Linked DNA regions of Homo sapiens: region 1 is linked to region 2. The links are chromatin loops, found by intact Hi-C in ENCODE. Cell type or tissue: heart left ventricle. All regions are shown on one strand. Each heading gives the region's core, and the rest is flanking DNA. Links, peaks and the distances in the headings are about the cores only. Region 1 has its middle 18 kb from the start of CCL2. Region 2 has its middle 14 kb from the start of CCL8.

Evidence for each region. Hi-C counts contacts between places; a loop is a spot of excess contacts. Peaks named below come from ENCODE experiments on the same cell type or tissue, not always from the same donor. Only the 100,000 strongest peaks of a DNase experiment are listed, where the experiment ranks them.
Region 1: a loop joins it to region 2, with 2.3 times the contacts of the local background. A loop is called at or near these places in 9 of 110 quality-filtered maps.

The regions. Positions count from the first base shown.
Region 1 is chr17:34,229,424-34,245,196 of GRCh38, reverse strand. No RefSeq gene overlaps it. Among named protein-coding and RNA genes, the nearest start is that of CCL2, 18 kb to the left of the region's middle. In heart left ventricle, for the core only: no CTCF peak of the experiment used is centred there; DNase peaks (open chromatin) are centred at 9,066 and 9,506; H3K27ac peaks cover 2,403 bases.
Region 2 is chr17:34,297,620-34,313,392 of GRCh38, reverse strand. No RefSeq gene overlaps it. Among named protein-coding and RNA genes, the nearest start is that of CCL8, 14 kb to the left of the region's middle. RefSeq lists an enhancer at 15,172-15,761. In heart left ventricle, for the core only: a CTCF peak has its summit at 6,766; no DNase peak of the experiment used is centred there.

The DNA.
Region 1 (15,773 bases), core at 8,173-10,672, 71 kb after region 2:
TTCTCACTCTTCGTGAGAGTTTGCCAACTGGTGGCCTCTACCTGGTTCCAGCCTGCAGGCATGTCCTGTTTGGCCAGTACAGTTTTTAAAACAAATACAACTAATTGCCAATACTTCAAATGGGCAGATTTCTCATTTTAAAATCTGAATTTCTGGTTTGCCTGGATGGAATCAGATTTGGCAATTTGAAGTCACATTCCTAGATGGCAACAATCCATGAGAGCAGAGGGACAGCCATCCCTCTAGGTAAATCATATGTTCACAGGTCACCAGAAATTCCCCTTCCCTCACCCACAATTTCTCTGTTTTCATATTGTTGGTCTATTTCACTCACTTATTTGCCTGGCCCCTATTGTAGTTGAGTGTAGAGTCTTTTTCCTATAACTCACATATTTCAGCTCTCATAATTCAGTAAATGGTTCTTAGATGAGTTCTAGATGTGTGTTTCAATATGCCCACTGAACATTTACACTTGGATGTCACTCAACTTCAATGAGTTCATCCTTCCCTCTTTGCAGTTCTCCTTTTTCTCCCTGTCTTTCTTCTTTCTTTTCTTTTATTATTTTTCAACCAAGATGTAATAAACCTCTATGGCAGATACAAAATCCCTATTTAAGAGGGCCTTGAGAAATCAATTTGGTTGGAAGAAGTAATAGAGGACTGGCGTAGAGGTTGCATTTGTGTAGGAGGTACACTTATTTCCCTTCTTTGTGTATTCATTTGGGGTGGCTTTGGAGGGGCAGAATCTAAGATGAATTTTTGAGGAGAGGGGTCTTAAAGCTCCCCAAACCATCTTTTGATGCCATCATCACTACGTTGCCAGGCATCATGCTGAGTGCCAGGAAGGCAAATAAGTCCTCTGCAGTTCCTGGTCTCATTACACCACTCCCAGATCTGCTACCCCTACCCACCCAGATAGTCAAGGTCGAAAGCAGGTATCCATCTTTTGATTTCCTCCCCATCTCCTTTCCCATCTAATTGGTCCCTGAGACCTGTGCATTCCACTCTTGAAGCATCTCAGCATTCATTTCCTTTTTTTCATCCCCAAAGACTCTGCCTCACTCTGAGTTCTATTTAAACAGTTTCACATCATTTTTTGCCAAGAGAAGCACTACGCTTCAGACCAACTTTAGTCCTAATAGCAAATATATCTATCCCAAACCACCCGTCTGATCTGCTTAAATGACTTCATACCCAGAAATTACCACTCTCCATGTCTATGCACTAGAACCCAACTCCTCAGTGTGGCCATCGGAAGGCCTGACTTGGCCTCTTCTCTATCTATGCTATCTTCACTGGTTTCTCTTCCTGTTCATTCCTAAATGTTGGCCCACAGCACCTTTCAGGTCAGGTCTCATCAGTCGCTTCTTTCAAATACCCTGTGCTGCAGTAATAACCAATTTTCTCATCTTTCCCAGAACGTGCCCTTGCAGGCATTGTTTCTCTTGCCTGGAAAAGGCAGCCAAGCCTTTTCCAGGAAGTCTTTCCAGACTCGTTTGGACACATAAACCTTTGCATTCCTTTATGACAGCCTTTGATTGCACCCTGTATTTTGAAGGTTTCTGGGTATGTTTTCTTTGTCAAATATATGGTAGAATCTACCTATTCTTCTTTGAATCTATCTTAGCACCTAGGACAGGGCCTGGCATTTACTTATTCATTCATTTGCCTATTTATTCATTAATTTAATAAACAGTAATTAAGTGCCTAGTCTGTGCTGGTCATGAGCTCTATATCAGGCACATTTTTGCTGAATGAATAAGTTGAGAGGTTGGGGATAGTTAGATATTAGCTAAAGAAAAAGGTTAAAATCTGAAAATGGCTACTGTGGTTTGACTGGGTTTGAACCACACTGGGCACAGACTCACTTTGCCTGAAACACTGTATGACAGTGGCTGAGTGGCTGGCTGTCTCAGGCCCTCATATGCAGAGGAGAAATAAAAATCTCTGAATTTCTTTATAATTTCCGTTACTTTTTCACTTCCTAGACAGCTGCAAAGGAAGGAAATATCTCAGTTCTTGGAATTCTCCCATTGAATGGAACATGAGGCATTGTGTTCAGGGCACAGTGTTTAGTGTCACTTCACTGCATACCCACGACAACCTTGTAAGACAGCAAGACAGAGACTATCGTGCCATTACACAGAGAGGTCAAATGACCTGCCCAAAGTGGTAGTGCGAGAATATGACAGGGCAAGGACTGGGAAACAGGTCTTCTGTGTCTGTGCCCAGCATGGTTTGGACTCTTAACTACTGCTTTGCCAGGCATCTTGGTGAGAAGTTGGGTCTAGACACCCAGACTGGAATCCTGGTGTGGCCCACAATAGGGTCTGCCCTCACATCTTGGCCTAAACCGCATCCTCCTCATTTCCATTTCTCGAATGTGTTTTGTAATGTAATTCTTCTGTCTTCACTACTCCAGGCCAAACATTAAGACTTTGGTTCCCCTTTTTGGTCATCAGCTTCCGCTGCTTATTTTCTCTGACAGTTATTTTTTTTTCTAGTTCCCCATTTGTCTTTCTCTCATTTCATTTTCATCCCCTTGGAATTTGTCATCAGCCAAGCTGGCAGTTTCGATTACATCAGATATCCCATTTTGAGGGATGACAGAGATTTTTTCCAGGGTGATATTAGTTTCTAGGACTTCTAGGAAAAAGAAAGCTGGAAAAGCCTTTGTCCCTCTCCTTCCATTTTCTGCAAAACAAACTGGTCTCCTATCTTGCTGGATGCTGGGTCCTTAGCTAGACTCTCGGGAAAATCCAGAGGTTACTATGACTCCAGACCCCTCACCCTTTGTTTGTGGCCTTTTCTCCAAGCTGACTAGAACTCAGGGTAACTAACATCCTATAAGTTAAGATACCACCCTGCCAACAGAGGGTGCAGCCATCTTGGGGAGGGTTGGCTGATATGAACATTGCATGGCATTGGCATCCAAACCTCGTTTTGCAAATTGATGATCCTAAAACACAGAGAAAGCAGTGACTTGCCCAAGGTCACAAAACAAATTAGTGACCAGGGATTGGGCTGGAACTTGGTGTCTAATTCCTTTTCTGAGAAGAAGCCTTTCCTCTGCCACAAGCTGCTTGGAGCATCAGGGGTCCTTGCTAAATGATTTGCAAAATCCCCAAGCATAGATGCTGGATAAATCTCTGGCAGTCACTCTTATTTTATACACTTTACCCTTAAAGAAATTGTCTGGTCACATACTTCTGGGTCACATGCTGGTCACAGGATGTGCAGAGCTCTTAAAAGACATGATTTCAGCCACCTGAAGCATTGATAAGGGAAACTGAAGCATGAACGTGTTAACTGATGGCCATTCACATGCCAGTCTCAAAGCTCCCAGGACACCTGTCTCTGCTCACAAAACTCTCTAAGCCGACCAAATAATCTGCTTCCAAAGAAAAACAATCATCAAGTTGCCTTTTCTATTATGATTATTATAACTACAATTATAATGATTTAGAGATAAGCTGCATTTTACAGTTGATCAAGCTTATTTGTCTATAATCTCTGATTTCTGGTCTTTACAACAGCCTGCCGTAACAGGCACTTTATTTTCCCTTTTGAGAATTGAGAAATAAGGTTCAGAGAAGTTAAACACTTTGACCAGGGCCACATAGATGGAAGATAATAGAATCAAGTCTCCAAATCTGGGGCATTTTTGCTATACTGCTGTCACACACAAACTCATACTAGTTAAATGTATCTGTAATAAGCATCTTCAATAGCCTTGCCTCTTTAGATCCTTACAGCAATTTTATGAAGTCGATTTCATTTTTCAGAAGAGGAAATTGAGGTTCAGGCCATAAGCAATTAAGTGGCTGAACTGGACCACAAATTCAGGGTATCTTCTACTACCCTGCCTTGCCTCCCATGTCTAGGTCCCCAGCACAACGGGAAAGTTCCAGCTGTGGCCCGGAAAGCCCTACAGGCAGAAAGCCAAGGCCAGGACAGCAGCCAGGAAGGACTCTGTTTCCTGCCCAGAGCTCTTCCTCCCCGCTGACTCCAGCTGGCCCTCTCTGAGCAAAGGAGGGGAATTTCTAGTCTGAGCAGAGTAAAGTTTTCTGTGACTCTGACTTCTTCAGGGCCTCCACTTTCCCTACAGGGAAGCTAGGGTAATAATAATAATAATAATAATAATAATAACCAACATTGATTAGACATTAGTGATGTCTTAGAGAAAGATTCATTATTCATTCATTCACTCATTCATTCATCCACCCATCCTTTAACAAAATTGGGTCTCTTCTGTGCAAGACATTATGCTAGATACTTGGGATACCAGGATTGATGAAACATGGTTTATGACTTCAGGAGTTGAATTTTGGTTCAGGAGACTGAATAGAAATGACAAGACTCCTAGATTCTTTCATCTACCCTACACTCCAAGTACAGTCCCTCGTTGCCCTCCTAATCTTTGCGTTCTTAAAACTGTTTTCCTGGATACCACAAGGTTCCTGGCTTGGTTCTTTGCCTACAATCTCACACCTCTAATCTATCCTCCACCCTGCTACCAAAAGACTGAAATGTGAAGCCAATTGTGCCATTTCCCTGCTGAGAACCCTTTGTTGGCTCCCCTGTGCCCTCAGCATGCCCGTCCAGAACTTGGCTGTGGCTTGGCCACTGCCTCCCTCTCCAGCCTCACCTCTCTTCTCTCCCCTGAGGGACCCTGCCTCCAGAAAGGCCAAACTGGTTGCAGAGAGTTTTATTCCCCTCCACCCACCAAAGGCATACTTCTGGATCTTTGCACGGTTATCTTCTTTACCAGACCAATGTCTACTTATCCCACAAAACCCTGGTCAGAAGGCCTTCCCCCTGCAAACCATGGCTGGAAAAGATGCTTTTGTTAATGATTGTGTATGTCAATTGGACTGGGCTAAGGAATGTCCAGATTGCTAGTAAGACAGTAGTTCTGGGAATGTCTGTGTGGATGGTCCCAGAAGAGAAGACAATTTGAATTGTCAGACAGTAAAGAAGATCACTCTCACCAATGTGTGAGGGTATCATCTAATCCATTGAGGGCTCAAAAGAACAAAAAGACAGAGTAAAGGGCAAGTTCACTCTCTCTTTTCTGGAACCGGGACATTCATCTTCCTCTGCCCTTGAACACTGGTGCTCCTGGTTCTCATACCTTCAGACTTGGACTGAGACTTACACCATTGGCTTCACTAGTGTTCAGACCTTTGGGCTTAGACTGAAACTACATCACTAGTTTTCTTGGGCCTCCAGCTTGCAGATGGCAAATTGTGGGACTTTTTAACTTCCATGATCACATGAGCCAACCCATCATAATAAATCCTTCTGTTTTTCTTTTCTTTTCTTTTCTTTCTCTTTCTTTCTTTCTTTCTTTCTTTTCTTTCTTTTTCTTTTTCTTTCTTTCCTTCCTTCTTTCTCTCTTTCTTTCTTTCTTTCTTTCTTTCTTTCTTTCTTTCTTTCTTTCTTTCTTTCTTTCTTTCTTTTTTCTTTCTTTCCTTCTTTCTTTCTTTCTTTCTTCTTTCTTTTTTTTTTTTGTTTTTTTTTCTTGACAGAGTCTCACTCTATCGCCCAGGCTGGCGTGCAGTGGTGTAATCTTGGCTCACTGCAAACTCTGCCTCCTGGGTTCAAGGGATTCCCGTGCCTCAGCCTCACAAGTAGCTGGGATTACAGGCCTGTGCCACCACACCTGGCTAATTTTGTATTTTTAGTAGGGACAGGGTTTCACCGTGTTGGACAGAGTGGTCTCAAACTCCTGACCTCAGGTAATCTGCCCGCCTCGACCTCCCAAAGTGCTGAGATTACAGGCATGAGCCACGGCACCTGGCCACATCTTTCTGTATTTCTATGTGTAATCTATTAGTTCTGTTTCTCTGGAGAACTCTGACTAATATACCCTTCTTTTATATTTCTGCAACATTGACGTTTACCCCACACAAGGGTTCTACTCTATTGCACTCACATTTCACTGATTGTCTGGGTCCTGCTTGTCTCTCTGATTTTTCCGTGGACTCCTGGATGTCTACTGCAGAGATAATGCCTGGCTCAAGAAGGTGCTTATTAATGCTCTGTTGAATGGACATAGGAGAAATTTCAAAGAAAGAAATTATCTTATCTGCTCCAAAGCAGCTTGCAAAATGCACCCAACTTGACCCACTCTCGTGGGTGGCTGGGGCTCAGGAGGAAGGAATGTGTCTGGTTTTCTAGAGAACAAAGGGGCCTCTTACAATATCACAGATGCTACAGAATGCAGGAGCAGCTGTTAGTAATTGTGACTGGGAAAGTCCACACGCTTTCCTGTGGCTTTTCCCTTTATACCAGGCCTTGGGCGGATTTCAAGAGGAAAATAATAAGCTATTTGACCTTTCCCTTTTGCTAGCCAGTGTTTCTTGCTGCTCCATGGTCAGAGTTTTAGCTGAGAATATTTCTGTTTTCCCCACTCAGACAAACTGACAATGCTAAAGCTTAGAGAAGCGGAGGGCTGGCCCTACACCCAGGTGCCTTGCTGGACCTAGGAACTGGGATCCATCCCTCTGCCACCTTCCAAGTCCTCAGGATCCACAGAGAACCACTGAGCTTTTCAATTACCTTCCCCCATTGTTGCCCTGTGGTTGATTCATCCTCACCACAGAAAAGTTCTGGTGCTGAGTAGAGGGAGGGGCAGTTCTCATCAGACCTGCCAGGTTCAAGAACTTACATATGCAGGAGATTTCTGCTGGACCCTTATATATATTAATTTATTAAAATAATTAGCATCTGGCCAGGCACAGTGGCTCACACCTGTAATCCCAGCACTTTGGGAGGCTGAGATGGGCCGATCACCTGAGGTCAGGAGTTCGAGACCAGCCCGGCCAATATGGTGAAACCCCCATCTCTACTGAAAATACAAAAATTAGCCGGGTGTGGTGGCACGTGCCTTAATCCCAGCTACTCGGGAGGCTGAGGCAGGAGAATTGCTTGAACCCAGCAGGCTGAGGTTGCAGTGAGCCAAGATTGCACCATTGCACTCCAACCTGGGCAACAAGAGCAAAACTCCAACAACAAAAAAAAGGAACCTACCATGGGGCAGATACTGGATATACATAACTTCTACGTGAACAGACATGATTTCTGCCTAGACGAAGCTCACTTTTAATTCTCCTAATAGTCCTCTCAGCTAATAGAAGACCCCTAACCTTTTGCAGATGAGAAAACTGAGGTCTGGGGAGACAAAATGACATGCCCAAGGCCATGCAACCAGGTGAAAACTGAATAGAAATTAGAATCTGACTTCCATTTGTATGGTCTTTCTATGACACAGTTTTAATAAGTGACAGCCTGTGACCTGGCCACCTTGCCTTCTGACACTGTGTGGACCTATCAGGGTGCACCATTCTTTCTCAGACATGATACATGCCACAGAAGCAGCTGGCCACCAGCACCAGCACCACATTGACCTCAGCCCACATCCAGCCAGCCCAGGTCCTACCCGACAGGTAAGCCCAGGGACCCTAGCCAGCCACTCAGTCACCAACAGAGACTTTGCTGGACAACTTTGTGTCCTGTTTCCCCAACTTCTTCCATAGAATCCAGACTTGGTGCTGGACAGAGCTCTCTGTTCAGCAATTTTTTAGTATTAACAAAAAACACCGAAAATAAAACTTAACTACTTCCTGAATGAATGAATGGACAGAAGAATGAAAGGTGGAGCTTATCCTATGGGTACATGGCAACCTTGGAACTGCGATTTGAAAGGAAATTAAGGAACTCTGTGTCCCAAACACCTTGTCTACCAGCCAGTCCCAGGGCCTGGAATTCTCACTACTGTGGCATGCCTTTCAGCTAAAGCATATTCTCAATTTTGGTATTCTACCTTTGAGATTTTTGACAAGTCTTTGCAACACTGTTCACTTATATACTTAGTGGTTTTATGTAAAATGACTCATTTTTTTCTTAAATAAATTCATTTTAAAAAGAAATGTATAACTGTTACAAATTTGGAAGCAGTATTGCCTGCCATAGATACAATCAAAACAAACTTGTTTTTTGACTCAAACTTGATGCAGCTGCCTGCCTGGTGTACTGAGTACTGAGCTTATAAGCTTACTCTCTCACTGAAGAGAGAGAGACAGACAGACAGAGAGACAGATTGGCGAGTATAAGCACTAAGGTTTTCTTCTTGATGGAATCAGAAAGATTAAAAGATAATTGAAACGTGAATGCCTTCTCTGCTAGTGATTCATTGCTGCCTAATGTTCTGGTCTGGGATAACAATGGATTAGAGTATCCTGCCTTATATATTTATTGACATGGGGTATTTAGCAGAGTGATTGTCCCCTATTAGCACACCATGGGGATTAATGGAGCTGATGCCCTGGCAAAAAGACCTTCTGAAGACACACACATTCTGCTGAGGGCAGCTGGAGTAGTGCAGAAGACTTGGGCCTTGCCAGGCTGAGCAACCATGGCAGAGTTGGGGTATAGTGGGTTGATGGCATGGTGTGCTTGGCGTGCCAAGGTTGTGATAAGCAGTAATGAGGAAGTCCCAAGAGAAATGTGGCTCGGTCTTGTCCTGCCCAGCTGTGGCTCTTGGCAGAACTTGGGGGATGGGGAATGTGGGGCTTGACTGCTGTCCCCTAGAAGAACGTTGAGTAAGAGAAGCCTCTTTGGAGGCCCTCTGTGTGGCTGTATAGAGATCTTCACGTTAACGTGGGGAAAGGCCCTGGGGCTGGAGTAATTCCTTTTACTGGGACAGGACAGCCCCTATTTGCTGGCTATTTCACAAAACAGAAGGGAATCTTCTCAGAAAAACCACATGAATGTGCTGCTGGTGGGCAGAGGAGTTGATGAAAGGGCAGTTGGTGCAGCAAGCAGAGTAAGACCCAGGGTTAGGGTATGAGGGAGAATGGCACACACTGATGGGGACCCACCTGCCAGGCACAGAGGCAGGGGTGTCGCAGGCCTTAGCTGCTTCACAACTCAGGGTTCAGTCATTACTAGTCAGCAGGCAAGCAAATGAAGGCCCAGAGAGGCTAAGCCTTGATGAAGACTGCACAGCTGGAGAGCTGGAGAGATGTCAAGCCTGGGGGGCGGTCCTGGACCTTCCCACTCCAAGTTGGGGGTGTAGACCAGCCTGGTTGCCCACATGGCCTGGCCATCCCTCTGAAGAATATATGGATTGTGGGGATGGTGAGGCTGCTTCCTCCAACAAGGTATGAGCTCGCAGTTAGTCCCTGTACCCCTGACTTCCTGCTCTGCACTCGATCTGTGAAATCTGAGTCCACAGCTCTGTGAAGTCACTCATTTCTGCTCTTTTAGGGGTACAGAAACAAAGGCTGCAGAAGTGATGCCCTCACACTGAGGGCAGTTTGACCTCCCTCTTATTCTAGCAAGTGCCAAGCTCCACTGGAGTACCCGGGAAGAATTCGTTTATCTCTCTGGGTGGGGAGAATCCCTGGGACTTCCCAAATGACTGCAGGCCTGGCTGGGAGGATGAAGGATGTAGCTGGCAGGCCTTCCTATGGCTGCTGGATAGCTCCAGAGCTGGGTTGGAAAGAGGCCACAGTGTGACCTGCTTTCAGGGCTCAGAGGTCAGGCCTGTAAACAGGCTTTGTCTTGCCTTGTAGGGACAATCAACATAGCTGGGACTTTCCCATTTTCAGGGCCTGGGAGGAAATTACTGACTTTATCTTGAAGGCTCAGAGCATACAGGGAATCTGGCCATGTGAAAATGTGGAAAAGGGAGCAGGTGGGAGGGGCATTCCCAGAGTCCTCAGAGTTTGGCGGTGAATTTCCAGCTCCAGTTTCATCAGGAATTAGTGAAGAGAAGGGCCCTCGGGACACTTCAGCCCCTGCCCTGGACTAATATCTTCCTTCCTTCCCCCTGCCTCTGTTCCTCTTGTCTGATTCCCAGGTCAGCTTTAGCTGAGCAAAACCCTTCCAGGCCTGCTTTCCAGAACATCTTCCCCTAGCCAGTCTTGATGCAGAGAGGCTGCAGGAACACCCTGTCTGGGTGTCTATCTCTGCATTCAGCTGTGCTTTCAGTTAATTATAGCAGTGGCATCATACTAGTGCCTCATTTATTGGGCTCCTACTGTGTGCACAGCCCTGTGTTACGTGCTTTAAATACAGCATCTCATCTAAGCCTCAGTGTTACCCTGAAAAGAGTACATTACTGCCTGATTTTTCAAGGTCAAAGAGATGGCTGCTTTGGAGAATGTAGAGGTTGTCTGGGATAAGACTTGGCCCTGTGGTCAGATGTCTCCACAGGCGTGAGTAGGCCTTTTTCAAAGGACTTGTGTGAGAGAATTTGTCCTGGTTTCTACTTCCCAGGGACTAAGGGTGGGAATGGTAGGCGCTCTAGGGTGTGAATATCTGTGTACCTCTGCTGAGACAAGCCCCTCCCCTATAGATACCCTTGTGGGTAGAGTGCTGGGTGCTGGGGCCAACCATGGCCAGGTATGGTGAGGGAGGCTGGATGGGCCCCTTCTTCCCATCCTAATGCCGGGAAGAAGCCAGTCCTGCTGTGTGTGAGTGCCTGCATGTGTCTGAAGCTCTCTGTCTGGTTAAAAGTTTCAATGAGCAACCTCTAGAACCTGATTTCCAGGGTCTGAGCCCCAGCTCTGTCACTTATGATATTATATACTCTGGTCAATTTACTTAGCCTTGTAGTTCCTCTGTTTCAACATTTGTAAAATGAGAATAGTCATAGTCCCTATCTCCTAGCATTGTTGTGAGGATCAGTAAGTTAAATAAATACTTGTTAAGCCCTTAGACTGGCCCCCAGGGTAATCCACAAATGTTAATTGTTATTGTTGTCATCAGTCTCCATCAGTCATCTGGCTCCATGGGTGTGTGTCTGTGGGAGAAATGAGTATGCAGATATGTCTGGCACTGCTGTTTCCACACTTTATATCCTCGGCTTGGCTTTATCGCCCCCTACAAAGACCTAGCCAAGGGCATGTTTCTGAGAAATGACCTGAGAAGACAGAGACGGACTGCAGTGGCCCCTATAACCCTCCCAGGGGGCCACCCTCCCTGTGTTTTATCTCCTTCCAGTGGCAGCACCCAGTGCCCAACATGCAGGAGCTGGATCCCAGAGGTATTTGATTACAGAAACAGAGAAAGGTCTTTTACTAATGATAGGGCCACAAGAATGTTAACACCAGCTACCTTACTTCATAGAGGAGGAAGCAGACTCTCAGTGTGTGTGTGTGTGTGTGTGTGTGTGTGTGCGCGCGCGTGTGCGCGCAAGACAGAGAGCGGGAGTGTGGCGGTATGGGGAAGGAAAGTCACATGTTTAGTAAGTTGCAAAGGGGACATTATACCTGCACCTGCTAGGACTTGCCACAGTGGTGGGTCTGGGTATCCTGGGTGACACTCTGCTCAAAACTGTTACTGAGTATGAGGTGGCTGAATCTGACTGGGAAGCAGAGGGAGGGAGTAGGAAGCTAGGGGCCTGGGACATAGGAACAAATTCACATCCATCTCTTGGGAGCCAGAAGTCCCTGGACAAGTCCAGAGGGGAGGGCACTTCTCCAGCCAGAACAGACCCTGGGTTGGATCACTGGAAGGACTCTGTTTCAGAAGAGGGAGAAAGATACAGTTCGGGGGTAGTGTTCAGAGAGACTGTCAGCACCAATCTCACTCAGGGGTCTTTAACCACTGGACTGGTTCTTCCTGCATGCTGCACAGACACAGTCAATGCACAGAAACCAGAACATTGCAGCAAAGAAGGTGTTTAATTGATGCGAGGCCGACCACACCACGCTGGAGACAGAGTTATTACTCAAATCAATCTCCTTGAAGGCTTGGAGGCTAGGAGTTTTCCTTCTTTTCTGCTCTTCCTTCCTTCCTTTCTTCCTTCCTTCCTTCCTTCCTCTCTCTCTTTCTTTCTTTCTTTCTTTCTCTCTCTCTTTCTTTCTTTCTTTCCTTTCCTTCCTTCCTTCTTTCTTTCTTCTTTCTTTCTTTCTTTCTTTCTTTCTTTCTTTCTTTCTTTCTTTCTTTCTTTCTTTCTTTCATTATTTTTTTTTTACAGGGTCTCATTCTGTCACCCACTCTGGAGAGCAGTGGCGCAATCACAACTCACTGCCTCCTCAACCTCTGCAGGCTCAGATGGTTCTCCCACCTCAGCCTCCCAAGTAGCTGAGACTACAGGCATGCAACACTATGCCAGGCTAATTTTTGTATTTTTTGTAGAGACAGGGTTTTGCCATGCTCCCCAGGCTGGTCTTGAACTCCTGAGCTCACACGATTGGCCCACCTTGACCTCCCAAAGTTCTGGGATTGCAGGTGTGAGCCATCGCGACCAGCAAGGGTCTTTTCAAAGATAGTCTGGTGGGCAGGGGGCTAGCGTATGGGGAGTACTAATTGCTTGAGTCACAGATAAAATTACAGGAGCAATTGGTGGGTCTAGGTGGAGCCATTGGCCATCCAAAAAATCTGAAAAGACATCTCAAAAGGCCAATCTTAGGTTCTACAATGGTGATGTTATCTGCAGGAGTTACTGGGGCAGTTGCATATCCTGTGACTTCTGCAATAATGGCTGGCAATCATTTATGTCTACACTTTAGCAGAATTCAGACTCCTCTATCCTCCTAGCCTGGTGGTCTCTCATTAACTTTACAAAGTAGCTGAGATGTGGGGAAGGCCTATTATCACTTAAACTATAAATTAAATGTCTCCCAAATTTAGCTCAACGTAAGCCCAGGAATAATTAAGGGCAGCTATAAGCAAAATGAGGATTGATTGAATCAGATCTCTTTCGCTGCCGTGATTTTCCCACTGTTACAATTTTTGCAAAGGTGGTTTCATTTCAGGTCAGTTTCCCACGTTAACAGAGTGAAGGAGAGTGAATTAGGACTCAATCTCCTGGGGCTTGGTACTTAGCTAGGAGAGGTAATGGTAAATTTAAAAAAAGAAGTAAATGACCACAATTTATTTTTCTTGCTTTTTCTTTTTAAAAAATTTTTATTTTAGGCTCAGGGATACATGTGCAGGTTTGCTATGTAGGTAGATTGCATGTTTCAGGGGTTTGGTGTACAAATTATTTCCTCACCCAGATAATAAGCATAGTACTCAATAAGTAGTTTTCAATCCTCACCCTCCTCTCACTCTCCACCTTCAAATAGGCCCCAGTGTCTGTTGTCTGTTGTTCCCTTCTTTTCTTTTCTTTCTTTCTTTTTTTTTTTTTTTGAGACAAGGTTTCTCTCTGTCACCCAGGCTGGAGTGCAGTGACACAATCATGGTTCACTGCAGTCTTGACTGCTAAGCTCAAGAGATCCTTTCACTTCAGCCTCCCAAGGAGCTGGGACTACAGGCATGTGCCACCATGCCCAGGTAATTTAATTTTTTTTTTTTTTTTTTTTTTTTTTTGTAGATACAGGGTCTCAGTGTGTTGCCCAGGTGGGTCTTGAACTCCTGAGCTCAAGTAATCCTGCTGCCTCAGCCTCCCAAAGTGCTGGGATTACAGGCATGAGCCACTGCACCTCGTCAGTTGCTCCCTTGTTTGTGTCCATATGTACGCCATGTTTAGCTTCTACTTGTAAGTGAGAATGTGCAGTATCTGGTTTTCTGTCCCTGCGTTAGTTTGCCAAGGATAATGGCCAACAATGTTGCTGCAAAGGGCATGATCTCATTCTTTTTATGGCCGCATAGTCTTCCATGGTATACATGTACCACATTTGTACCACAATGGTACTACATGTGCCACAATAGTAGACCACAGTCTACCATTGATGGGCATTTAGGTTGATTCTATGTCTTTGCTATTGTGAATAGTGCTGTGATGAACATACACATGCATGTGTCTTTATGGTAGAAGGATTTATCTTCCTTTGGGCATATACTCAATGATGGGATTGCTGTGTCAAATGGTAATTCTGTTTTAAATTCTTTGAGAAATTGCCAAACTGATTTCCACAATTGCTGAAGTAATTTACATTCCCACCAGCAGTGCATAAGCATTCCCTTTTCTCCACAACCTCGCCAGAATCTGTTATTTTTTTTTTGACTTTTTGATAATATTCATTCTGACTGATGTGAGATAGTATCTCATTGTGGTTTTGATTTATATTTCTCTCGTGATCAGTGATGTTGGGCATTTTTTTCATATGCTCATTGGCTACATGAATGTCTTCTTTTGAAAAGTTCCTGTTCATGTCCTTGCCTGCTTTGTAATGGGGTTGTTTATTCTTTGCTTGTTTAAGTTTCTTGTAGTTTCTGGATATTAGACATTTGTCAGATGCAGTTTGCAAATATGTTCTCCCATTCTGTAGGTTGCCTGCTTAACCTGTAGTTTCACTGTTCAGAAGTTCTTTAGTTTAATTAGGTCCCATTGGTCAATTTTTTGTTGTTGTTGCTGTTGCTGTTGCTTTTAGTGTCTTTTTCATGAAGTCTTTTCCAGTTCCTATGTCCAGATTGATATTTCTTAGGTTGCCTTCCAGAGTTTTTATAGTTTTTGGTTTTAGATTTAAATCTCTAATCCATCTTGAGTTAATTTTTGTATATGGTGTAAAGAAGGTGTCCAGTTTCAACCTTCTGTGTATGGCTAGCCAGTTATCTGAGCATGATTTATTGAATAAGAAGTCCTTTTGCCATTGCTAGCTTCTGTGAATTTTCTCAAAGATCAGGTGGTTGTAGGTACACAATATTATTTCTGGGCTCTCTATTCTGTTCCATCAATCTATGCACCTGCTTTTGTACTGTTGCCATGCTGTTTTTGTTACTATAGCTTTGTAGTATAGTTTGAAGTTAGGTAATGTGATGCCTCCAGCTTTGTTCTTTCACTTAGGATTGCCTTGGCTAATTGAGCTCTTTTTTGGTTCCATAAGACTTTTTTTTTTTTTTTTTGAGATGGAATCTCACTCTGAAACCCAGGCTCGAGTGCAATGGTGTAATCTCAGCTCACTGCAACCACAACCTCTCAGGTTCAAGCAGTTCTCCCACCTCAGCCTCCTGAGTAGCTGGAATTACAGGCACATGCCATCATGCCTGTATTTTTAGTAGTGATGAGGTTCCATCATGTTGGCCAGGCTGGTCTCGAATCCTGACTTCAGGTGATCTACCCTCCTCAGCCTCCCAAAGTGCTGGGATTACAGGCATGAGCCACCATGCCTGGCCCCACCCCATATGAACTTTTTAATAGTTTTTTCCTAATTCTATGAAAAATGTCATTGGCAGTTTGAAAGGAATAGCACTGAATCTGTAAATTGCTTTGAGCTGTATGGCCATTTTGAGAATGTTGATTCTTCCTGTCCATGACTATGGAATATTTTTACATTTGTTTTTGTCATCTCTGATTTCTTTGAGCAGTGTTTTGTAATCCTTGTTGTAGAGGACTTTCACCTCCTTGGTTAGCTGTATTCTCCTAGGTATTTTAGTCTTTTTCTGGCTATTGTGAATGGAATTGTATTCTTGATCTGGCTCTCAGCTTGGATATCATTGGTGTATAGGAATGCTACTGATTTTTGTACATTGATTTTGTATCCTGAAACTGCTGAAGTTGTATATTAGATCAAGAAGCATTTTTGAGGAGGAGAGGGGAACTAAATTTTTGGAGGGGAACTAAATGTCACCTAAAGTTAGCTTGGCCTAAGGCCAGGAATAATTAAGGGCAGCTAAAGGCAAGGTGGGGCAAGATGGGGGTCAGTTAAATAAGATCTCATTCATTGCCATAATTTTCTCACTGTTATAATTTTTGCAAAGGTGGTTTCATTTCCAGGTCAGTTTCCCAAGTAACAGAGTGAGGGAGAGTGAATTAGGACTCAGCCTCCTGGTGCTTGATACTTGGTTAAGAGATGTAAAGGTAAATTTAAAAA
Region 2 (15,773 bases), core at 5,278-7,777:
AAGCAATCCTGGGCCCAGCTGGAAAACAGATGAATAATTTCAAGGAGGGTTACTTAACATGTCTCAACAAAGGAGCATGAACAGATTCCATTCAGACTTGGGAACACGGAATTTACTATTTCAAGCTTTTGTATCACCAGTCCCCACTCAATGCCTAATATTTGCTTGGCACAGGGGAACTTCTGAACCCCAATAAACTGTACAGGGATGTCTATTCTTGTCCTTTGTAACTCCCTGGAATCAATTGGAATTTTAGGATAAACTCTTGAATGAGGTTTGGGTATGTGGCTAGGTGTAAGGAGGAGAGGTGGGCAGAACTGTTTTATTATGAGAACTAAGAAATTGTCTTGATGACAGTGAACTGTCCAGTTGCCCCTGGGGCTTTCGGGGTGCTATCGGGATGTGCGTAGAAGTCTCCTGGCCTGCCCTGCTGGTTATTTGGGCAAATATTGCATAATGCTGGGTCACTGGCTTGCTTGGTAGTGTAGATTCTGGTTACTGTCTTCCCCCGCTCTGTCTTTGCTGGTGGCCATGGTGATGTGGTCCAAGACACACATTTAAGGACTAGGGGTGAAAATGGAATTTGTCTGTTGAATCCCCTCATTTCCTAAATATACAGATTATCATCTCAACTTTATTGATGGAGCAGCTGAGGATGAGATTAGGGAATTGATATGCTAGAGGTGAAACAGAGCACCCAGGGGTCTGGTTGTCCAGGCCAAGCTCTTCTCAGGGCTCCTGGTTTTGACTGTAATGCCTGGAACAGTGTGGTACGGTTTGACACAGCATAATGTGGGCTGCCTCTTATCCAGATTTCAAGAGTTTTCTCACCAGTCTACTTTCTCCTTATTTGGGCTGCTGGAGTCTTTATCACTGGACCACTCCTGGTCACTGGCAGGTGAAAGAGACATGGAGACTCTTGTCCTAGCTCTTAAATGTATCTGCCTGGAAGGACATATGCCACTTCTGCTTACATTTTATTGCCCAAAGTGGATCACACAGGTTGTCGGTTTTCAAGATGGCCTGGAAGTACAACCCTGCCCTGTGCACGGAAGAGGAAGAACTGGAAATATCAGACGTCTCTAATCACTACCAGATGTTCCATGTTATCCATGTCAGCTTAGTAACCTTTGAGCCTTATGACGTTCTTGGCTAAGCAATTTCTCATACTTCACATTTAAATAGTCCAACTCATTTATCAAAAATGTCTTTTACTTTAACTTGAGGCAGGGTGATGGGTCTAAAATATTTCATAATATTTAGTGCACTCCACAGCATTCTAAATAAAACATATTAATTTTGTCGACATAAAAACCAAACCCACAATTGACTTTTATCTAAATGTCAGAGAATAGTGTTAATGATTCCACAAGTTATTCACATCAACTCAATAAATTGGGAAATTATTATAAAGCCCTCAATGACAAGGTGTTAATTGGTACTCAGGGTGGTATTTTTACTTCATTATTTATTAAGATCACAATTAAGCTCATCAAGGCTAACAGCCTCTAGGTTAATATCTGTTAGGCACTGTGAAGGAGTCATTGCACAAATAAATGTTCCACATCACATACAAAATAGTCGGTTTTGTTTGTATCACTGTTTTTTAAAAACTGAAACCAAGTAGTCTACTTGATTTATTAATATGATTAATATGTATTTTACTCCATAATAGCATTCTGAGCCAAATAGTGTTTCATTTTCTTTGTGTGAAAATCAGCAGTTCATTTCTATTCGATGTTGTTAAAGATAAGAAAGTACAATATGAAGTCAACTGCAGAGTCTTTAGGTCAGTATAATAAACATTAGTGTGTTTTAGACTACATGAACTAGTTAAAAAAAAAACGTAAAACATCTCTCTCAAGGCACCTGCCAACATTGGCATGTAGCGATGGACGGCTGCAGTGTGGTGCCTGCTCCCACATGTGCCTCCAACATTTGCCTGCAGAGTCCATGCCAGAGTCACTCCCACAAGAGGGATCTTCAAGAAGAAATTGCAACTTGAAGCTTCCAAGTAGCCCAATTTTAGCTGTGTGGTTTTAATTAATTAATTAATTTTAGAGACGGAGTCTCGCTATGTTGCCCTGACTGGTCTCGAACTCCTGGGCTCAAGTGATCCTCCTGCCTCAGCCTCCCAAAGTGCTGGGATTACAGGCACTCACTACTGTGCCCAACTCCAGCTTTGTGGTTTTAAATTTCATTGCTTTTCCCATTCAAATTTCTGAGATTGGTCTAATCATACATAACTAAAGGAGATAAAGTCTTTTTTAACTGACATGTGGCTGCTGCGAACTGCAGAAATACTGTTTCTTCAAGAATCTACCTTCAAAAGTCAAGAGGTTTCTATTTCATTGGTGGAGGATACTACACTTCCATCACTTATCTGAAGCATTTCCAGGATGTGTGCTGTTGCTAAGAACAGCTTCTGAAATGTGTCTGGCATTGCCCCCAACACAGAATGAGGTACCTGAAGAACTTGTAATAAATTTTAAATGGTTGCATTTTTCTTTTAGAAAACATAAAATATATTGTTCCCTAAAGGAAAGGACAAAAATGTATCTGCATTTAGGGTAATCAGTTCATTCTGCTTCAGCCTGGACTTTCTCGGTAGCAATGAAAGTCCAGTGTCCCAGGAAACCTCTCAGTTCTGGGCAAATCAGGACAGTTGGTCACTCTATCTGTGCTTTAAACACTAAGATTGGATCTGGCTGCTCTATTTATGTATTTTCTCCCTTTCTTCTCTCTCCATCTCACTCTGTGTGTATATCTGTGTGTATATACATATGTGTGCATATATATGTACATAGGTATGTATATATAAATATACAAACATATACATATACACATGTATATAAATACACACATATATGGACATAATGTACTTATGATCATATTTACAGCTTTTTTCACTTAATGAGTCATGCACTCTCTCAAGTCATTAAATATTCTTCAATTGGTTGAATTTAGTGGCTTCATACTGCTTCATTATAAAAATGTCATACATAATTAAAGCATTTCTTTATGATTAGGCATATATAATTTATATTTTCATTTAAAAATAATTTTAATTAACATTATTTTGAAAACCCAAGTTTAAAAATTCTCCCCCATGTCTTTACTGCTGTTGAAATGTGAAGCTTTAGTAGATATTGCCATATCGCTTTCCATAAAGTTTTTACTCAGGACAACATTTATTAGTTGTAGTAGGCGAATAAAGGACCCCTTTGGCTAGGCACGGTGGCTCACATCTGTAATCCCAGCACTTTGGGAGGTCGAGGCGGGTGGATCACTTGAGGTCAGGAGTTCGAGACCAGCCTGGCAACATGGTGAAACCCTGCCTCTACTAAAAATACAAAAACTAGCCGGCCATGGTGGCACATGCCTATAATCCCAGCTACTTGGGAGGCTGAGGCAGGGGAATTGCTTGAACCCAGGAGATGGAGGTTGCTGAGGGCGCACCACTGCACTCCTGCCTGGACGACAGAGTGAGACTCTGTCTCAATAAATAAGTAACCCCTAAAAGTTCACTCCCTGATCCCTGGAACCTGTGACTCTGTTACCAGGGATGAGGGGGTGAGTTTTTTATCATATCTCCTTTAGATAATGGCTAACTGGGAAGGAGTTAGAGAAAAGGAGTGAGCGAAAAGGCAGAATGGCCATCTCTCTGGGGAATGAGTTCAGGTTGCTGGACCAAACAGCTACAGGATTTGGGCAGTCCTAAGTTTCATTTTCACTTTTCACACTAAGGATCTTTGTGGATGGGATCCAGGGTACAGACCTTGAGATGGAGAGATTATCCAGGTATGCTCAATCTAATACCTTGAGTCCTTGAAAGTGGAGACTCTTTTCTGAGTCTCAACAGAGAGAGGAGATGGAAGAAGAAGAAATGCATAGTATGAAAGGGACTTGACCCACTGTTGCTGACTTTGAAAATGGAGAAGGGGGCTCTGGGCCACAGAATACAGAGGCGTCTAGAAGCTGGGAAAATCTCTTGTCTGACAGCCATCAGGAAAATGAACATTTAGGCTCAATAAACCAATAACCCAAAGGAACTGAATTCTGCCAATGCCCAGAGCAATCGAAAAAATGGATCCTTCCCTAGAACTTCTAGACAGAAACACATTCCTGATAATACCTTGGTTTTAGCCTGCTGAGGCCTATGTTCAGCTTCTGAACTCCAGAATTATAACATAATACATTTATATTGTTTAAACCACTAATTTTGTGGTAATTTATTAATGCAGAAATAGAAAAGTAATACATTATTAACTGAAAGTATATGCTACTTTGTTAATAAAAAGTATTATTTTGTATATAGGCAAAACTAACCTATAGTGGTAGCATTGAGACTAGATGTTGTGGGGTATTGACTGGCAGGGAATGTGAGGGAGACTTTGGGGTTTAGAAATGTTCTGCAAATATTGATTTGGATGGTGATTCCTGGGGCATATGTATGTAAAAGTGATTTAACTTCTTTGAACTTTATTGTAGGAAACCAATGCCTCAATTTAAAAGTTAGCAGAAAGAAACTATTCCAGTATGAGCTTGTTTAAATTTGTGTCTACTGGTTGGTATTTTTGTGTACATGTTCAATGGTTTATGTTTTTATCTGGTGAATTATCTGGTAGTCTTCTTAGCTCAGGAGTTCAATTATTTTTTTAAATTTATTTATAAGAGACCTTAAATCTTCTACCTCTTGTTTATCTAATTTCTTTTTTAAAAAACTCTGGATCATCTTTTAACAATACTGAAGTTCCAGAACTTGAAACATATCCCTAACCTCAGGATTTCCTCTCACAAGAGGGAACTTACACTCTTACACAAAAGCATCTGGGACTGTCCCTGCCAATTGCCTCATATAACACTGATACAGAGTCAAGTTTTCTTTATAAATTGAGTTTATATAAATCCCCAGTCCACATGCATGGCAAGTGTCACACAAAAATAAACTCAGAAAATTTTCATTCTCCAGTGATGTGGCTTGACACAAAGGTGCATTCAGAGCTAAGAAATGAAAATAGTGGTAAAAGTCAATTATGAGAAAGCAAAGTGGGTTAGTAGAATGCAGGGCGTGTACGCCAAGTGCCTAATCCCAGCTTGCCTGCTTAGTAGCCATGGAACCTATTTAGATATTTTTAGGTCCACCTGCTTCGTGTATCAAATGTGGGGATATACAAGATCAAGGATGTCAAATAGGTTTTCAATGCAAGTGTCAACTCGAGAGGTTTATTGGAAAAGATAATGAGGCCTTATGTCGGCCATGAGAAATAGTGATGTGATTCTTTACTGATATTCTCCATCAGTACAGGATCAGGGAGGAGCCCAGCTCTGGGACATGTTGGCCATTCGTGGGCTAGGAGATTATCTGTGTTCCTCTCAATTTTATTTTCCTATGATTGATTATCATCTTGAAATGAGTCCAATCTGAGACTTGGACACTTAGGGCATTAGGAATCAGCAGAGAAGTGTTCTTTGCTGTTTAGCTGTAGGACAGGCAGGATAGTGGTTAAAACAATGGACTCTGTAGCCAGATTGCCAGGATTTGGATGCTTAGATGTTTTGAAAGCTTATTTCAGGTCTCTGTGCCACTGTTTTCCTATCAGCAAAATAGGTGTGAATTAAACTAGTTGACACAGGAAAAGGGCATTGAAAAGTGAGGTGTTAGCATATGGTAAGTATTTAATAAACTCATTGTTATAGATATTGATAGTGAGAATATAGTGATCAGAGGATGCTAAACAGAGACCCAGGATGTGGACTATTGAAGAAGGACTCCCTTAATTGTCTTCATGCATTCAGATGAAGACATGTGATAGAGATGGACCTTCAGGAATGCCTGTGCTGTAAATAAGGAAATAAAAAGAGTCTCCCGGAAACAGGGAAGCAAGAGACCCCAGGATCTTCACATCAGCCAGAGGTGCAGGATGCTCTGGACCCCAGAAAGAATAGGAGAAAGATCCCAGGTATGACACATACCCAGAGACACCATGCTCATGTTCTGCAGATGGTTCAGAGCCTGCAGTTGGAAAGTCCCTGTGTTTTGCAATTTCCCTTCCTTTGGTTTTGGTTTTAATGTGGATTTCAAAAACCTTAGCGTGAAAAACTAAAATGAAACTTAAGACTGCCCAATTCCTGCAGTTGTTTGTTCCAGCAGCCAGAATGCATTCCCTGGGGAGGTGGCCATTCTGCCCTTTCTCTCTCTCCTCCTTTTCTCTAACTCCTTCCTAGTTAGCCATTATCTAAAGCGGATGCAAAAACGTGCTCATAATTTAGGAGGTGGTGAATGGTGAGACCATGGTCTAGACCATAAGCTAGTAGAAGACAGGGATCAATTAGCATTGGAAAAGAAACAAATCTCCTGCAATGGAAGCTGTTCTCTGTCTTAAGTGATTCCCAAGGAACATAGCAGGGTCAGGTAGAAGAATGTTCTGCAAATCGCAAGTTCTGGAGAATGGCTACATTCTTCATCTTCATCTCAGATTTATTCAGAGATCACAAAAGTCATAGAAGTAATGGAAAGAGACACTAAGAGGGAGAGATGAAGTCACAGCAGGTCGCACAGCTGGTTTATGGCAATCCAGGACTGGAGAAGAAGTGAGAGGCCACACAGGACTTGGGCAGGTCATTCCAAAGACTGCCATGCAAGTTCAAAGCCGTGGGGTCCGAACTCAAATGTGAGAGAACAAAGGAACCTCAGAGAGCATTGGTGTTCCAGTGCTATACTGAGCTATACCTCTGTATCCCCAGGAAAACTGGTTGAAATCCTGATGGGGGCACTGTTCCACAACCCAATGTCCTGACTCAGAATCTTGGGATAAGGCCAGGAAATCTGCATTTTCAGGGGTAGTCCTGGTGATTCTGATTCATACTCAGTTTGGAAACCATCAGTCTAGTGCAAAAGGTAAGCTGGGTTTCATGGAAGAAAAAATGATTTGCACAGATTTACCTGACACACAGCCTAAAGAAAGAGCTGAGGATGCAATGCTCAAAGATGTGCAATGCATTCCTGTCTGGTTGCTGGTCCCTACTGGAAACTGCTCTATTAGAGGCCCCAACATCTCCAATTCTTTGAGTTTACAGGTTCATGCTATGGGAATTGGAGGAAAAACAGCCTGAGAACTTCTTCAACATAGAGACATACAGCATTTACCATTTTCCACCGCCTCCTGCCCAAGCCTTGCTGAGTGCCAGAGGGTCTTCTGAGTATCAATGCATATGGTGATATTTTAGTTTTTTTTTTTATTCCAACTCACTGTGTGCTTCTACACTTGGTTAGAGTTTTAGAGTTCACTCCTGATTGGTATTTGGAGATGAGATCTTGGTGGCAGGGGAAGTATACAGAACTACTTGATCTGGCATGAGGACGAATGAAGTTGTCTGGTTGCTAATTGCTCCCAGGACTTTTGTTGAATTTGGGGGTGGGGATGGGGGGCCTTAATGAAAAATCTGTGTCTAAGCAGGCAATGCCTGAGAAAGGAGTGGGTTCACAGTAATCCAGGTCCTGGCTGGTACATGAAGACAGATTTGAAATACTTTCCTTTCCAACTCTTCTCTAGCCAGTGCATGTGGTGATGTTTGCCAAGACATAGTTCCTGGGGCTAGGAAAACATGTGAGATCATCTGCCAGATTCCTTCACTTGCTGCCTGTAACACAGCATTATCCCCATTTAATGGAGAGGAAAACTGAGGCCCAGAAGGAGAATTTGATATTCCACAATGCTCAGGGAGTCAGTGCCACTCCTGCAATCAGCATCAATGTCTCCTGCTTCACAGGGTGAGATTTTCTAGTGCTCCATGCTTCTGAGTGCTCTGCTTTCTACAGAATCTATCATTCTCTCCCCAAGACTGGCAGGTATTGGCCCTGCTATTGGTCTTTACTGTTGGTGAGGAGGTAAAATTATAGCTAATTTTCATACAAATGGATCCCCGTTTGGAAAAAGGAGCTGGCCAAACTCATAGACTGCAGTTGAATCTTAGGGGTCATCCAGGAAGAGGAGGCCCTGTCTTTTTGAATCCATGTTTTAAAAGCTCTGCGGTTGGGGCTTACAGGGCTAGTGAGAGAGGGACGTGAACTTGGGGCTCAGGGTAGGCATGTCTCTCAATACTGCCTTGTGATATTTTGGTAGTGAGTTCTAGGAGCTGGGTCCCTAGGCCTCCCACTGTGTCCTCTTGACGAAATATCTTCAGTAAGCTCCAGCTGACCCCATTCTTCCTATGAGCTGCTGCCTCTCCTCCACCTCTACCATCCCTTCTTGCCTGGATTATTGCGGATACCTGCTCTCAGGTCCTCCTTTCCACATTCCATCCTCAGGCAGCCAGAAGCTCTGTCTTCATCATGCATACTTCTGATTAGTTTGCGTCTCTTCCCCACTAATTCACACACCTTCATTGTCTTCCTATGACATTCAGAACTGAACCCGACTGTCCATGTTGACATTCAAGACCCTCCAAAATGTAGCTCCAAGCTTGCATTCTAAGTTTTTAAAATGTTTTTCCTATTTCTGGACCAAATTCCAGCCAGACAAGAGTTCTGCTTCTTGCCTACTCTTCTGTCCACCCTAAATTAGTTCAGTCGAACCTCTCCTTTGATCTCACCCCATCATTTAAGAGAGGTCCTGCTTATGCCTCTTCTTCACTGAGAAGTGTAACCTGACCACTGAATCTATTGCCACCTGCTCTTCCTCTGATGTTTCAATTCACCATTGGTGTTCCTCTGGAGTTCATGATAGGTTGAATGGGACTGACTGCAGCCAGGGAGAACATTTCAGAGGCTATTGCTATAGATTGGGTGGGAAAGCTCCCCTGGTAGGAAAGAAGGTGTGGTGGGCAGGAGAGGAAGGAAATGGCTGTGGGCTGACGCTGAACAAGTGACCACAGTCCTTGGTCCCAGGAGGTTGGAATTAGGGACTAGAATCACAGTGCCAGGGCAGTCTTGTCTGTCTTCAACCTGCATGGAGACCAGCCAAGTCAAAAGCCATTCGATGGGATCATGACCTCCACTTCCTAAAGCCATGCCCTCACCCCCAGCTTCATTCTTCCAGCTTCATCTTTTTCAGAAAGAAAATATAACTACCCAATTTTATTTTGTTATTTATACTTTATTAGAGAAGGTTGCTGGCAACCAGACCTAAGCCTGTCATAAACAGGCCTTAAAGAAACTGGCCATAAACAGGATTTCTGCAAAAATGTGACATGCTCATGATGGCTATGATGCACACTGCTAGAAGTTGTTGGTTTACTGGAGCAGGGCAAGGAATGCCTGGCCCATCTGGAGCGGGAAACTGCTCAAACCACAAGCAATAGCATGAGCGGCCTGCGCCTTAACATGTTTTTGCTGCGGATAATCAGCCAGAGCCTATTTCTCTACTCCTTGCTAAGAATTCTTTGTTTCCCCTAAGGAATGCTTTTAGCTAATCTATAACCTATACAAACAATGTGTATCACTGGCTTACTGTCAATAAATATGTAGATCAAACTCTGTTCGTGGCTCTCAGCTCTGAAGACTGTTAGCCCCCTGATCCCACTTTGCACTCTATTTCTGTGTCTTTATCTTCAATTCCTCTAGCACCGCTGGGTTGGGGCCTCCATGACTGAACTGGTCTTGGTAGAAGGTCTCACTTTTTTCCCCAGGCTGGAATGCAGTGGCATGTTCACAGCACACTGCAGCCTCAATCTCCTGGCTCAAGCAATCCTCCCACCTCAGCTTCCTGAGTAGCTGGGAATACAGGTGTGTGTCACCATACCTGGCTACTTTTTGTGTTTTTTATAGAGAGAGGGCTGTGCCATGTTGCCCAGGCTGGTCTCAAACTCCTGGGCTCAAGTAATCCACCCGCCTTGGGCTCCTAAAATGGTGGATTACAGGTGTGAGCCACTATGCCGGACCAACTGCCTAATTTTATAAACAAAATGTTCTCTTGAAAATCTCAGAGCTATACAATAGAGTAGACCTGTTCCCCAAACTGGTGTCCTGGGAAGAGCCCAGAGACTGGCTTCGGTGGCCTAGAATTCCAGTTCCAGCTTGTACCAATCTGGTTTCTCTTGAAACATATTCCCATTTTTTAGGGAAAAAAAATTTCCCCTAAATTCTGAAGACCCTTATTGCAGTGACATTCTGAGGGCCCTTATTGATCAGATTGTCCTGAAGGTTAACTTTCCTGAAAGGAGAGAGAGGCCTTACCTGGTTCAGCAAACACCTGGGAACTCATGGTGGCAGTCAGCACAGAAGAGCTGGGGAGACCTTCATGTTAGAGGGCAAGAGTTGGAGGTTTCTGGGATTTTCTAGGCCTCTCTGCTCCTTTGGCTGCTTTACTTAATTTTTTAAACTAAATCATGATGTTATTTTATAGGATGTAAAGAATTAGGGAGAAGAGAGAGAATTCCTTGGCAGAATTATTGTCAAAGAATTATGAGATGAGATCCAAAATCTGCAGAGTGGGCATTGGGTCCTGGGGAGGTTTCCAAGAAGTGGAAAAGGGAAGCAGTGGGCTGGGACTGGGCACATTTTCCATCCATTGCTGAGACTAATGGGGATGGGATAGGAAAGGGAGGTGCAGTTATGCCCAGCCTAAAAAGAGGAAATGCTCCAAGTTGGATCATCTCATGGGCTGCACTTCCTTTGCACTTAAATGTTTTCTGTAGAAAAGAGAGGAAGAAAGTAAATTGTGGTCATCAGAGAGGTGAGTAGATACAAAATTTGCACTATCCTCAACTCTGTCAGCATCCTCATCATGGACTTAAACCGTGGCTGGGATTCCAACCAGAGATTAGGAAAACCTGTATATTTTTAAACCTTGCTAGCAGGGTTCTAAGTAATACCACTCTTCACAACCCAGGGTGGTATTAATTAGAACTTTGGCTGAATGAGGGACTCCAGGAATCCTACAGATATAAAGCTATCTTATAGCTTTATCTTGGTATCAGAGGATATGTGATGCTGGGTAGCACATGAAGATCTTGGAGTGCTGTGGTTTTCAAACCTTGCTTTAGCTGTCAAAGTCTTTCCCCAAGTAAAATCAAAGGGGAATTCCAATATATCACCAGGGCCAGTGGAGTGGTCTGTGTGATGCAGGAGCTGGAGGCCCCTGTCCCTCACACCCAGCTCCAGGGAACAACAAAGTGTGGGATGGACTGATCCATTAAAGCTCTCTCTCCCAAAAATGCATATCAAGGCAAGGTATCTGATGCAATGTTAGTAGACAAACTGACATAGCTTCTACTTGCTCCAGTGGACGGTTGGTGCAGGGTTGAGAAATTCAGTAGCATAGCTGCATCAAATGCCAGCTTGGAAGCGTGTCATGGATATTTGTCTAGTTACCCCTGCACTGCACACTCATCCCTGCCTCCATCTTGCTCATGAAGATACTCACCATTAACTCCTTGAATTCTTGTCTTTTTTTTCCTCCACTATTCCAAATTCTAGAAATTATTGCTAACTTGACTTCCCTCCTCCCTCCTCCATGTAGCCCTACTAGACTGCTCAGATTTCATTAGACAACACCCTTTCTACTGCCTGAGTTGTACATTTCATTTATTTGACAGTAAACCTGCCAGGCCAGGCCTATATTTTCTTTTCTAATCAAAAGAGGAGGTTTTCCTCAGGCCCTCTACAGACCAGCAGTCTTCATTGAAAACCTGCGAATGACATATGGGCATAGAAGAAGGCACAGGAGCCTTGCCCAGAGGGGACCAGCATTCTCTTTTGGATGTTGGATCAAGGTTAAGTCAACAGCTTATAACCTTCAACTGAACTTCCTCTAGGTAAAGCCTTAGGTTGTACTTGTCCCTAGGCCAGGCAAAATGCCCACTTGTATCTATTAGACTGATTCCCTATGCTTATCAATCACTGGATGTGGGAAAGGATGAAAAATAAGAAGCTGTATCTCAGTTTATACTTCTGGAAACAGTGGGATTATAGTGTTATAACGGTTAAATTAATAGACACATGAAAAGTGCTTTAAACAGTGACAAGCACATAGTTAAGTTCTCAGTAAGCTTAACAGTTGTTACTTTTAGGAACTTCAGAAGAAGTATGGCTAGGAAATGCTAGGAAGGGACTCAAAGTGTAAGACAATAACATTCTCATGATTTCTCCCAAACAGAAGCTCATGTTTCCAAATTGAAACATGTTGCAGCGGGCTGTGTTTTCCAAGGAATGCCTTGTGTTGTGGAAAAGAAATGATGAAGAATGCCAGAGAAAGGGAAGAGGTCCCAGATATCTTGCCAAGGATCAAGCGTCGGGAGTACTCCAGGCTTCAGAGGCATGTGGCTAATGTGGTCCAGGAACAGCAGCTTCTGAGTGATATCAGTGTCATAAATAGGCAGGACTTCAGTGACAACAGGCAGTTTGTTTGCTATTTTCATTTTGCAGATTACCTTCCCAGACTTCAACTTGATGCTACCTGCAGAAGTTGAATGTGAGAATGTTAAGCCAGCATTTCAGACCATCTGGATTCAGCTGTTCTGCCCAGCTCAGCTGTCTTCTGCAGAGAGTGGGTGGCTGTCCAGCTTCTTTCTGTTTCTCATTTTTGGTGACTCCTTGACAGTAGCCATCTAAAGTGATTCAATTCACATTTTCTGCTGCTGGGGAATGAGAAACCTGTGGTCAGAAATAACTCCTGATGGGGGCTGGAAATGAGTCACTTATGGTGAAAACAGATCTCCTGGCTTCCTGGAATGCAGAACCATTTGATGGAAGTAAACCTGAAAACATGGACTCCCAGCTTTGTTCTTTGTCTCAGATTCCCTCTGAGATTACACAATTAGAGGAAGAATTAAATAGGACCTGAGAACTGTTGTTTTCCACCCTGTCCTTTCTCAGAAAAACTGAGACCTGAGAACAGAAACAAAATCCTTAAAGTCATTCAGGATTAATATCCCTGTTAATAGGCCCAGGTGTCTCAGTGCTCAGGTCCTGGATATATCCCACGAGTCTTTTACTACAGTGTACTCTCTCATCCTGGGCCTCATTTATCCCTTCCGCAAAACAGAACCAGCTGGTATTTGCTACTAGCCTTTCCCAGGGTTGCTTGGAAGTTCCTGGAAGAAACATTCCATAAGCTTATTTGCATAGCATGTAGTGATGCAGCTGACATGCAATAGACACTCAATAAATAATGATGGCTACTTGTATTGAATTGTTCTCCAGGCCAGGAACTACCAAATTTATGTGTGTTATCTAATTTAATCCTTCTGATTGACTCTGAAGTAAGTGCTTTTATGGTGCTTATCATGAAGAAGAGAACTGAGGCTTAGAGAAGCCAAGTATCTTACTCACAAGGCCCGTGAACACACTCTTTAACTATGCTGAGCATGCACCCACATGCCTTTGTTTACAGTGCTATTTGCCTATTATTTCACATAATCCTCCAGTGGCAGATGTCTTTATCCCTATTTACCAGGGAAATTAAGTGATTTGGGGGCACACCAGAGCTGGAGCAAATCCAGGAGGTACAACAGGATCCGCTAGCCCCATCCCTACTCTAATACATTGAACTAGAATCTTTGGGGAAGATAATTTAGAATCTGTAGTTTTAGACAAGTCCCTGGTGATTTTAATACACAGCCAATTAGAAGCCATATATCTAGTTTCAGAACCTGTTTTATGGTTGAGTAAACTAATGCCCAGTGAGAAAACAGAAGTTTCCCAAAGTTATCTTACAAGGTAGCTACACAGCAAAGCCAGGAGCCGTAGATCATGCATGAGGCCCAGGCCCTGCATCACATAGTAGTTGCTATGTTGCTTTACCTAGAGCCCCCCCTACCTGCCTGGACCAAGGTAGTCATTTTCTTGGCTTCTGCAGCATCAATGATCAATAAGTGTCTGCTGAGTGCCTCTCTGTGAGTTGCTCTGGGCTGCAGAGAGCTGCCTTCCTCAAGGTCACGTCCCATTTCTGGGTGTAGTCCACGTGCAATAATTGGTTGATGTAGGTATAGAAACTCCAGTTCCATGTCTCCTAAATTGGGCCTGTTCAATTCTGAAGGGTCATTTCAGCTCCAGAATACCCCATACAATGAGTCTAGGGGCATACAGGGACACTTCCTCAAAAGTAAAAGACTAATAATTGCATCTCATGCCTCCACCCATTTAAAAAGAAGCACAGTGCCCAGTAGGTAGATTTTCTCTACTTAGGAGGCAGGGCTACTCTGACTCACATACACAGAAGGTTACCAGTAGTGACTGGGATGCTGAGTAGGAATGGGCTCTGCAATGGGTCCAGGCTGTGGCACAAGAGATCCTGTGGCTTGGATCATAAACCAGGCAGACCTTATGGTATTAGAGTTAACGTGGATGGGAAAAGAAACCCACTGGGCCCTGTGAAATCTACGCTTTAGTAGAAGAACCTGGGGTTTTGGAGAAAAGTCAGGCTGTCTGAAGAGGAGAACTTGTACCTTTTGAAAAAAAAGTTTCCGGTGTGCTACTGAACTCTTGCAGAGACAGAGAGCCTGGCCATGGGAAATCAAATGATTTTCGTAGCCAGAATTTTGCAGAATTTGCTCGCCATGATCTGGGTTCAGTCAAACCTACCAAATCATAATGCCAGGTGGGCCCAGAGGTAAGATTGAGGCAGTGCATTGGGATTGGGCACAGCAGTGCCAAAGGGCATTGCACAGTAAACCATATGAGCAGATGGCTCAGACCCCCATGTCATCCATACTGCATGCCACTCACTCACTTCACACCCATGGCTGCCTGGGAGTCACTTATGACAAGGTGATGGAGGAAGAAAAAGGCTGAGCATGGTTCAAAGATGGTTCAGCTCAGCATGTGGACACAAACAAAAAACGATGACAATTGCTCTACAGATCAACTCAGGGATGGCCTTGAAAGGGAGAAGTGAGGGGAAATCCTCTCAATGGATAGAGTTTGAGCAGTTTTCTCAAACTAGTCATTGACTTGTATATACAGAGAGGTGGCCTGAGGTTAAAATATATGTGGACTCGGAATAGGAACAGCTCCGGTCTACAGCTCCCAGTGTGAGCGACGCAGAAGACGGGTGATTTCTGCATTTCCATCTGAGGTACCGGGTTCATCTCACTAGGGAGTGCCAGACAGTGGGCGCAGGCCAGTGGGTGCGCGCACCGTGCGCGAGCCAAAGCAGGGCGAGGCATTGCCTCACCTGGGAAGCGCAAGGGGTCAGGGAGTTCCCTTTCCGAGTCAAAGAAAGGGGTGACGGACGCACCTGGAAAATTGGGTCACTACCACCCGAATATTGCGCTTTTCAGGCCGGCTTAAAAAACGGCGCACCACGAGACTATATGCCACACCTGGCTCGGAGGGTCCTACGCCCACGGAGTCTCGCTGATTGCTAGCACAGCAGTCTGAGATCAAACTGCAAGGCGGCAACGAGGCTGGGGGAGGGGCACCCGCCATTGCCCAGGCTTGCTTAGGTAAACAAAGCAGCCGGGAAGCTCCTGGGTGGAGCCCACCACAGTTCAAGGAGGCCTGCCTGCCACTGTAGGCTCCACCTCTGGGGGCAGGGCACAGACAAACAAAAAGACAGCAGTAACCTCTGCAGACTTAAATGTCCCTGTCTGACAGCTTTGAAGAGAGCAGTGGTTCTCCCAGCACGCAGCTGGAGATCTGAGAACCGGCAGACTGCCTCCTCAAGTGGGTCCCTGACCCCTGACCCCCAAGCAGCCTAACTGGGAGGCACCCCCCAGCAGGGGCACACTGACACCTCACAAGGCAGGGTATTCCAACAGACCTGCAGCTGAGGGTCCTGCCTGTTAGAAGGAAAACTAACAAACAGAAAGGACAACCACACCGAAAACCC